2 separate regions of the Homo sapiens genome follow, and region 1 is linked to region 2. Evidence: chromatin loops called from intact Hi-C (ENCODE). Cell type or tissue: dorsolateral prefrontal cortex. All regions are shown on one strand. Links, peaks and the distances in the headings refer to the core of each region. The heading gives the core; the rest is flanking DNA. Region 1 overlaps AKAP6 (A-kinase anchoring protein 6). Region 2 has its middle 42 kb from the start of NPAS3.

The links. A loop is a pair of places that touch in the nucleus more often than their neighbours do. Peaks named below come from ENCODE experiments on the same cell type or tissue, not always from the same donor. Only the 100,000 strongest peaks of a DNase experiment are listed, where the experiment ranks them.
Region 1: a loop joins it to region 2, with 3 times the contacts of the local background. A loop is called at or near these places in 3 of 110 quality-filtered maps.

The regions. Positions count from the first base shown.
Region 1 is chr14:32,829,893-32,835,283 of GRCh38, forward strand. It overlaps AKAP6 (A-kinase anchoring protein 6), which reads left to right. Exons shown (of 14, transcript NM_004274.5): 14 at 1-5,391. Among named protein-coding and RNA genes, the nearest start is that of NPAS3, 110 kb to the right of the region's middle. In dorsolateral prefrontal cortex, for the core only: no CTCF peak of the experiment used is centred there; no DNase peak of the experiment used is centred there; H3K27ac peaks cover 1,254 bases.
Region 2 is chr14:32,894,653-32,900,043 of GRCh38, forward strand. No RefSeq gene overlaps it. Among named protein-coding and RNA genes, the nearest start is that of NPAS3, 42 kb to the right of the region's middle. In dorsolateral prefrontal cortex, for the core only: no CTCF peak of the experiment used is centred there; no DNase peak of the experiment used is centred there; H3K4me3 peaks cover 1,616 bases; H3K27ac peaks cover 1,791 bases.

The DNA of each region.
Region 1 (5,391 bases), core at 219-5,218, 65 kb before region 2:
GGCTGGCCTCTGGTTCCATCACGTTTGTCACTGCCGTTTATTACATTGACTTCTCCCAAGATGAATCTTCCTTCCAAATGTGTTTTCTCCACACAAGCCTTGTGATCTGAATGTGTGCGCTGGTTCTCTTTAGGTGATCGTCTTTGAAGTTCAGCAAAGCTGCTTGTTCTCCCATGGATTCCTGTCCCAAGCTACCTCTACCAACCCTCTCTCTCCAGCTAGACTTTTCTCTTTGCCTCCTCCCTTCCCTTCCACTCTTTAAAGTTCTGCAGTTCACCAACTGGTAGTCCATTAAATTCTCCTGTCTAGAATGACCCCCCCACCAGTACTTGACCAATTTCATGTATCAATCTGGATTTTTTTTTAACGGTATAATGACTGTGTTTATTGAAAGAGTTTTACCTAAAAAGCCAACATTTGAATTGGTTGCAGCATAGAGAAGAAACACTGGTCCTTCTTTCAAAATTAAGCAACTATTAAAAGCGCCATTTTATTTATTTCATTTAAAAAATAATCTATGCAGCATTTCAAGAAACAACCATATGGTGTTGTATATTATAAACTGGTGACATTCTACTATTGAATTATGTACAACATTTTCATTTTTTATGCTTCTTGAGGTGGTAATGAGAAAAAAGTTTTTTAAAAAAGTGTGCCTTGCTGTATTTCTTATACCATTTATTAAAAAGCTGCTTTCACGGTAAAATTATGTTGGTTTGAAAGGAGGAAATAGCAAGGTTAAGATGTGTGAATAATTTCTGTATATATGTATAACCAAGTACAAACATTGATGTATAATGACAGTATAAAATGCTTTCATGTTTGTGATGTCTAGTGATGTGGAAAATATAAGCCTTAAATCCATTAGATTGCATGGTAATTAAAATTGGCATAATAAACACAGATTATTGGGGGAAAAGGAAAATTAGTGATCTCTTCTACTATGTTCTTTACCAAATTGTTGCATCTGGTTCTGAAAAAGTATAGCATGTAGCAGCTTCCAAACATATTCATATTGCTTAAGAGGCTTAACATTACCTAAACTAGAGACTAGACGTAAAGCCTTCAGTTTTCAAAATCTTTCTGGTCACTATAAAGATCTTGGAACAGCAAATGATTAAATGTCAGTTCCCCTAAACCAATAAACATTTATACTAGATTTTTTATTTCCACTTATCATTAATGATTTAATGTTGGATTTCAGGTACCTTGTATGTCTTAATTTATTTTAAATATTTATTTTGAATGAGTTTGATAGAAAGCTAGTAGAAAAGTACAGAAAATTTGACTATTATTTATAGATTTCAGGTATATTTATATGTGTAAAAGAAATTGACAAAGAAATATTTCATCTGGCCTTTACTGACTCCTGTTAAATGCAGTTTTAAATTTATATCGTAACACCTACTTAAGTGCCTGACACAGTAGGTATTCAATAAAAATTTACTGAATTAAAGGATTAAATTAGGTGACATGGTGACATCTATCCCTTTATTTTGACACTAAAACATGGACACAACTAGAAAGAGGTACAATGCAATATAAAGTCACAATAGATAATATATATCAAATTTCTAAAAGGTAAAGAATGTTGTGGGTTCATGCAGTCACAGGAATGACAATCATTCAACAGATAGTTCAGAAACACTTTTTATCTGCAAGGCACTATTCTAGATCCAGAAGATGCAATGTTGAACAAACAGACAAAGCCCTGCCCTCAGAAGGCTGTCCTGCATTAGGAACAAGTGAACACGCAAATGACATGAAGTATTTGTTGCAGAGCTGAGGAACAGAGCAAATGTAGTGATAGAAGCGCAATGAGAGAAGCAGCAGTGGGTACAAGGAGGAAGAAAAAGGGCTTGCAGAGAGTGGAAAGTTAGTGGAATATTCATGAAACTTCATTGCAGGGGTAATAGAAGAAAAAGTAAATTGGGAGGACTTAATGGAAGGTCTTTTAAAAAGTTAACTTGGAGCTTCTGTATGTAAAATGCTAGGTAATAAGGACACTTTGTACAGGCTGTTTTGCACCTGATTTTATTTATCATTAGTGCCACGCCAAGATCATTTAGACGATGCTTATCTGTAATTCTACCACTTTAATAACTATTTGTATTTTTATGCCCCTTCTGATCTTTTCCATATGTATTTCTAAATGGATAAATTATTCTAGGCTTCTTAATAGGTAGTAATTTGTTCAAAAGCGGTTTTAGCCAGACATCTAGTTGCAGTGTTCAAGAGGATTATGGGGGAAAGAGATTAGAGATAATTGTCTAGTTAGGGGGCAGCTGGAGAAAATAAGCTAAGTTTGCAATAACAGAGTACACAAGTATAGTGGCCCAGGATGTAGTGAAAGAACAAATCCTAGAGTCTTTGAAATTTCTAAGGGCATTCTAGACCTCTGTTGGGATATGGTATTATTTTACATACTGACACAACCTAAATTTTCTTTGGGTAGTAACTAATGTCAAGTCTACATCGACTGGTAAAACATTCAAAGAACAAACTGACAATGATGTTCTACCTACTTGTTACATGCTCATGGAAGACCGTGCAGTATTGAAAGTATTTGTTAATTATCTGCTTAGTATTAACACTAAATTTGTAGAATGACTTTCAGGTTTGTTGAACAATGCCTTTTCAGGTTGGAAGAAGAAAAATAGCCTCAATCTCCCACCCCATGTAGGCACTACCTCCCCAATTACCCTTAGAAAATGATCACACCAACTCTGCCTACACACTTCCAGTGATAGTGGCTCATTGTCTGTTAAGGCAAACTGTTCCACTGTTGGGCATATCTCTTTGTTAGAAAGTTCTTTCTTAGGTTGCTAAAATCTGCCTAGTACCCCGCTACCCTGTTCTGTCTTATGGAGCAGCCCAGATTATCTTTACTCCCTCTTTCTCATGGCAACCCTGAAGATAATCAAGGCCAGTTACTCATCATCTCCCAACCACTGTTTCCTCAACTGCCCTTCATATGTCATGGTTTTCAGATCCATTCCAACCTGACTGAATGTTAACAGACAGAATTCTTCACATTAAGGAACTGTCTTCATCATCATACATGTAGAAAAGAATCTGAACATTTAAGTGCGAAGTTTTCTCTAGAAATATATTCAAGATATGTTTATTCTATTATTGTAAATTTCAAACAATAAATAAATAAGAATCCATGACTTCCTTCAGTGGCCCAGTCCAGTGCCTAAGTCATCTGGAATCTTCTCCTTACATCGAATACAAACCTAACCTGTTTCCAAGTAGGGCACTCCCTCCGCTTATTTATTCATTTATTCAGCCATTCAGCAAACATTTATTAAATGGCTACCTATGTGAGGCACTATATTTGGCATTAGGTATATAAAGGCAACTAACACATGGTATCTGTCTCCAAAGGTTTACAGCTTTTCTTCTGAAAGTGCCTTTTGTGTCCTTGAATAGAGTGATTATGACTTTTGTCTCAATTAAATGATGACCTCATTTAGTTTCTGATGAAGTTTCTCTACATTTAAGAAAATCTAGTGAGCAAAACGGTATACAAAAAATCATCTGGATCTGACTACCAGAAAAAGTAAAGTGGTTTTAATTACAGAAAGAAAAATATTTGTTAGATTTCTGGTCACTGAATAAATATGCATCTTATACAACACAGAACAACCTAAATTTAGGGCTTCTGGAAACCTGAGTTTGATGACTTTGTTGTGTTTGGTTCATCCGGACTAGGTTTCACCCATTCTATAATTCCTAGAAACAAACTAGATGAAAATATCAATGAAATGATCCAGGTCTGTCTTACAAGTCAATTTGCTTTAGCTTCCAAAAGAAGTTGAAATTTTTTAGAATTTTAAAGAAAAACTCACTTTTCAAGTGTCATATAATTCTTATATTTTAAATATAAATCGAACCAACTAAATTTACCGCTATATTTTTTTCTACATATTCTTTTTTCAATTTTCATTTTGAAAAAATTCAGACCTATGTAAAAGTTGAGAGTAGAACAAAGATACTTGGTACTCATCCCTCAGGTTCATTTATTGTTAATATTTCACCATATTTACTTCATCTCTGTATACACACACACTTTTTTGTATGATTAAATCATTTGAAATTAAATTGTAGAGTATGATACTTCATCTGCAAATACTTCAGCATGTGTTAGCTGAGAACATGGGTATTCTTCTGCAAGTCTACAATACCATCTTCATACTCAAGAAATGTAACATTGGCTGGTCATGGTGGCTCACGCCTGTAATCCCAGCACTTTGGGAGGCCAAGGCGTGTGGATCACCTAAGGTCAGGAGTTCGAGATCAGCCTGGCCAACATGGTGAAACCCCGTCTCTACTAAAAATACAAAAATTAGCCAGGCGTGGTAGCTGTAATCCCAGCTACTTGGGAGGCTGAGGCAGGAGAATTGCTTGAAGCCAGGAGGCAGAGGTTGCAGTGAGCCGAGATTGCACCACTGCACTCCAGCCTGGGCAAGAAGAGTGAAATTTTGTCTCAAAAAAAAAAATGTAATATTAATACAATAATACCTGATAGTTTATATTCAAGTTTCTCTAACTACCCAAATTATGTCCTCTTATAGTTGTTTTTGTTTTAATACAGTATTCAAACAAAGATCACACACTGCTTTTAGTTTCCAAGTCTTTTTTTTTTTTTTTTTTTTTAAATCTTGCATAGTTTCCCTGTGCTTTTACTCTATTTTTCTTTGGGCTTTTATAACATCGACAGTTCTGAAAAGTCCAGGCCAGTTTTGCAGAATGATCCACAATCTTGATGGGTCTAGTTGTTTTCTCATTGTTAAACTCAGGGTAAACTTTTTTTTGTCAAGTAAATACATAGGTGACTTTGCATTCACAGCCACTCTTTAATGAAGATTGATTGAATAACTGACATTCCTGATATGTTTTAAAGTTCACAGCTTACTCTTTCAGCCCATGCTTCATCCATCTAAGGCAAGGGTCAGCAAACTGTGGCACGTGGGCCAAATTCAGCTCGTTGCCTGTTCTGGTTTGACCCATTTGAACAATTGACGAGCTTCAAACAATTTTTACATTTTTTAGTAGTTAAACAAAAGAATACTTCATGACATGTGAAAATCATATGAAATTTAAATTTTGGTGTCCATGTATAAAGTTTTATTAGAACACATCCACGCACATTTGTTTCCATAGTCTACGGATGCTTTGACACTATACAAAGTTACGTACTTGCAACAAAAGCCATATGGCCTGCAAAACCTAAAACATTTACTATCTGGATCATTACAGAAAGTTTTCTGATCCCTGGTCTATGATATTCTAAATTCCGACACATTTTCTTAGGATAGATTTCCATTTGCAAATTCAGTGTAAGACATAAACACCGGCAATAGTTGTGTTTTTTTTTTCTTTTTA
Region 2 (5,391 bases), core at 129-5,128:
GAGTCACTTAACAATGATACGATGCAAATATTTGTCCCCGGGTGCTAGGCACACTGTATTTCAATCTGAGATCCGTGAGGAGCAGCTTATGAGCCACTTCTAATGGCATTGAGCATCTTCCTCCAATCTACATTCACATCAGTTCCATTTTCAAATGAGTCAAATGGGAAGCTGAAGTTAGCCAGTCAGAGCTTAACACCTCTGATTTATGGTCAGAAGTATCTTAATAGGATCATTCATTTTCCTTTGCTCGTTCAGAACATCTGATGTTACAAGTTCCTGGAAATGTTCGTGTATCCTCTGGTTCTGCAAAAATATAATCTTTATCTCCAAAAGTGACCTTCAAATGAGCAGGAAATGAAAGCCGGCCGCTCTTTCTCAGTCACCTTGCCTTGCTTTATTGATGTGTCATAATGGAAATCTTGAGAGCCAGGAATCTCAGAATTATTATGATATTTTAATCTTTTTAGGTTAAGTGTAAATGTGAAGGTGTAGGGCAAAAAGCATTAGTTTAGGCTTGGCTTTATGAAGTATTTCTTTCTCGCCCTTTTTCTCCTTGTTCAGTTGTTTTAGAGAGTACGTCTCACACGCAAATCCTCAGTTTCTGGGCTTTCATGAACTTGGTCTTCACTTCTTATACCTTCCTCAGTGGCTTGATTTATGAAATTGGTTGGAACAACTTTAAGCACCCCCTTACCTCTCACCCTTTATTCCCCTTCTCCTTTCCTCACCTCAGCACCTCAGCACTAGATCCTTTGTTTCTACTACATATTTAAAAAATATTGCCAAACAAACAAATCTAACTGCACTCTGGTTATTTGTCTCCATTCTCACAGGAAATTTGTGTATTTAAACACCTGCTTTGTTCAGTGTGAGACTGCACATGTCAGGATACAGAGGGCTCCAGGCCCCAAATACTCCAGTTTTCTAAGTAGCTTAGTGTTGATCATGATCTTGCACAAAAGCTATGGTCTTGCTATTATTCTACTTCTTGATGATGAGCTTCCAATCTCAAACCATCAGAGTGATCTTTTTACAACATGCATCTCTAGAATTGGTACTCTAACATGTTCTTTGGTTGAGATGAACCCTTAGTAATGGTTCTGACTTGCTTTACCTAGGGTAATAATTTATCCTCCTGAGGCAGAAATAATTGCTAACTACTCGAATCTAAATGAATCTCAAAGACAATAAAAATTAGGACAAAGTAGTGAATTTATAGAGATGTTCTAGTAAATATAAAAATAATCTTTCTCACATCATGATTTCTTAGCCACAAGATCACCCCAAAATAATTAGTTTTAACTGTGCACTGAGCTTGTCTGAGACAACCAGATTTTTTTTTTTTTTTTTGGTCTCCTATTACCTAATATGTTCTTTAGGAAAGAAAAACTGTCTTGGCTTTTTTAAATTGCTAAATTAATAAATTCTCACTGTAAAAAAAATCAATACAGTAATACACAAAATAAAAAATAAAGACTGCTTACCAATGTCACACTCCATAGATAACCACTTAAAAATTTAATTTCTATCTTTCCAGGTCCTATATAGAAAAGTAGATATATAGGTATAATATTCAGTTACATTTAATAAATATATAATGAACGAATATTTCTATCCTAATATTTGTAATATTTCATTGGCTTTATAGTTTGCATCCTTTTTCTGAAGGCTGTATACTGTGGCAATAACACCAGAAGGACTACCCTGGAATTGGGGGGGCTGACAGCTGTCCAATTGGCCTGTACCGAATGGATTGAGCATCCGACACATTACATTTGAAGGCCTCAAGGAGATATTTTATTATCAGATTTAACAGACCACATACTCTTTCCTTTAGGGAGGTCATAAAATTCCCAGATTATGGGAGCAGATCTTGTGCTCAATTTTCAGTTCTCTGTCTTAAGCTTGAATTCTTTTTTACTGTACTAAGATCTGTCAATGGAACTTTGGTTAAGTTCCCTCCTGTGGCCAAAGACTTCTTTCCTACATATTTGTTTTTATAATAATGTGGTTGTTTTTAAAAAGATGGACTTCCCACCTAAAATAATACAATAAGGGTCATTTTTTTGTTGCTGAAAATATCTATCTGAGCTAATGAGATTGTTAATATAAACTGATGAAGCCAAAATGTTTGTGATAGTTCAATAATAATCATAAACCCAATGGGAAGTTTCCTCGGGGTAGAAAAGTACCTCTCGTAATAGATAATGAACTGTAAAGAGGAGAAGAGCCTGGTTCTGTCTCCTTTTTGTTGACAAAAAAGGGAGGGAGATGACATCTTTATATGTTAATTTGGCATAAAAGTCAAGTCCAGGTAGTGAAGGCGAATCCTAAGTCTTCCGTTTCAAAAACATTTTACAAACTAAAAGACACGTCAGCAGGAAAGACTGTTTGGGGCTTTATTTTCTACTGGTAGCCAGTTTTGGTTAGGTGTTCTGTTCCACAAAGTAGGATTTCAAAATCTCTGTTCCTCTGGGCATACAACTGTCCTAGTCCAGCTACTTTTGGTCAGCTCCTTTCTGTGGTTAGAAACTTTCAGTTCAAAACAGTCACACCACAGCTTTTTTTATTGTCCTCTTTTTCCATTTTATTTCTACTGACTATAATCTTAAGGCATTAGACTCCGTTGCTTGCCTTCCCGTTGTTAATGTCCACTAGAATCGGTCAAGTTTCTCACTTTCCCATAAATAGGGACATAACAGGAATCTGGTTTAGTTTCGCTTTCTCTTTTCTCCTCTCTTCAGAATCAGAGTCAATAGTCAGCAGTTTGCACTAACATAAATCTTGTTATTGTTTATACCAACTCCCCCTTTCTAATGCTATTAGAACCACGGTGGACATAGACCCCAGAGATTTGCTCATCTTAAAGCTCTAAAACTGCACCACTTTTATGACAACAGTAAAACCTTGAGCTGTCACTTCACCCCTACGACTGTTATTCACCGTGATTACTGGCATTTCTTTCTTGCTCATTCCCTCCTGCTCCCATCCCCCATTTGATTGTCTGAAAAAAAATGTTTGGAACAAATAAGGTAACAGAGGAATGACTAGCAATTCTTAGTCGAGCTTTGTAAAACTCCAGGGCTTCCTGTATGGAATCTCTGTTCTGTTTGTGATATATCCATGTACACTTCCCCCTTCCGGAAAACTCATCCCATTATTCTGGTGGGTTTTAATGTGGCTCTGGAAGTGAGAGGGATAAAGAAAAGCATGGCCGCCTTCTTCCTAATGATGAAATGGCTGTGTCCGGCCAGGAGATTGCACTAACTGCATGACAATTTGACCTCACAGACCTAGGTTCAAGGCTGACCACCACTGCCGCCAGGTTATAAGTTTCGGTCAAGATAGTAGCTTCTCTGTCCTTCAGTTCTTCACTGAAAAAAAAGTCAGGTCTACCTCACGGAGCTGCGTTGAGGAGCAAATGAAATAATGTATGTAGAAGTGCATCATAGGCTTGTGAGAACAGAGTAAATCTCCAAAATTAATAAGCTTATTGATTAAAAGAAAGGAGGGAAAATGCTTTGGATATTCAAAAGAACTAGAACTCACCTGCTCAGGCATTTAAAAGTTACAGTCAAATGGTCCTGTGGTCTTTGAATTTAAAGACTGATCTTTTAGAGCATACCTCTAAAAAATTGGAACTACTTATTATTTATTTTTAATTTTCAGTTTTCACTGTGTTGTAGAGTACGAAGGTGGTGTTATCCTCATTTTAGAAATGAGAAAAATGGTATAAAAATATGTAATTTGCCTCGGGACCCATATCAAAAGCTTTCTGACTTGACAGCCAAGATATTTGTCGCACAGCCTCCGGAGAAAGGGGAGGATTTATGTGGGAAGTCCATCCTGAGAAAGGTTACATTTCCTCTAATGTATGTTCATTTTGCATGAACACTTTGCTCTATCCCGGAAGTGTATTAATGGTGTCTTAAATTTTTTCTGTTGTTTCTCTATTAAAATAAATCTGTTTTTAAAATGTTCAGTGTAAAAATACATCGAGAAGCAGCATTCATAAACAGAGAAAATAGAGCAGAGAAACTTCCTAAGTGCCAAAGTCAGCCACACACCTTCAGATTGAAGCTCCCTTTTCCATTTCCTTTTTCTTCTCTACAAGTACAAGATGTGCAAAACATGAAGTTTAAAATGATGTTTATCTGAACACTGGGATGGTGACAGTAGTGTTAGAACTGATTCTTTCCATTGAGTCATAGAAGAACTCCGTTAAAATCTACTGTCCTGCCTACCCAAAAGGATTTTTTTTTTAATGTTCACATTTAAAATTTCACTTGGAGCAATGCTTTGGCTCATTTTTTTAAACAAGTAAGTCTATATATAAACAAAATAACAATCTGCAGGATGAATGAGGTGAATAATCTGTAGACTAGACATGTCTGCGAATTTCTCCTCATTTTGGTCTCTGAAACTGTTGCAGAAATTACTCAGCCTAACTTCAGTTTCAGCCTAACTTCTGTTTCTCAACCAAACTGAAAAATGATTGACCTCAGAAGAATAATCCTGGATACTTCTGATTTACAAGTGGGCCACTTCCGAGAGTCAGTATATATGTAAGGTGTCTGAAATGTAGTATTTACTCTTTCCCTGACAGTGTTTTTAGGAATGCGGCTCAGTTCCCCAACTGGTCTGCAAAAACTTCACTGACAGTGAATCAGGAGATCTAATTTTTTTTATTTAAAAATTTTTGTGGGTACGTGGTTGATGTACACCTTTAGGAGCTCTAATAATATTCCAAGAGCCACAAGCACTCCAGCATCTCACACATCTCTCTGCCTCAGTGGCATCAGCTTTAAAGGGAACAGACTCAGAGGACAACAACTCCTTCACAGAGCAGGTGGATCAATATTTTCGAGGTCCAGTGACTCTGTTATTATGTTTGTTAGATAAAGTATTCCTCTGAATGGGTCACTTTCCATTATGACTAAGAAATGAAGAAATGGTGCCCAGGAACCAGGGGTTTGGGGTTTGCTTCCTCTGATAACTTTTTCTGCATGTAAATTGTTAAGTATTTATTTCTTGGAGAATCACTGTTGGGATGCCTAATCACCATGATCACAGGGCACGGGGATACATGTGAATATGTTGGAAGATGGATTTGCACAAAAGAAGAGTTTCTGAGATTTAGTCTCTCATGAGCAGTTCTCATTTTCAAAACAGAAATAATGTCCTAGGACTTTAAAATGGCCTTTATTGGGCTGTTTGTAAGCCAAATCACCTAAAAATCCCTCAAGTTTGACTTGGGAAACAAACTTTAATCTTTTATTTTGGATTGAGAAAAAATATATCATTTAGTGTCTTATAGAAACTTCTTTGCATTTAAATAAAGGAAAACATATTCACAATTTAACTTAGACGTTATGAAGATTTACTTTC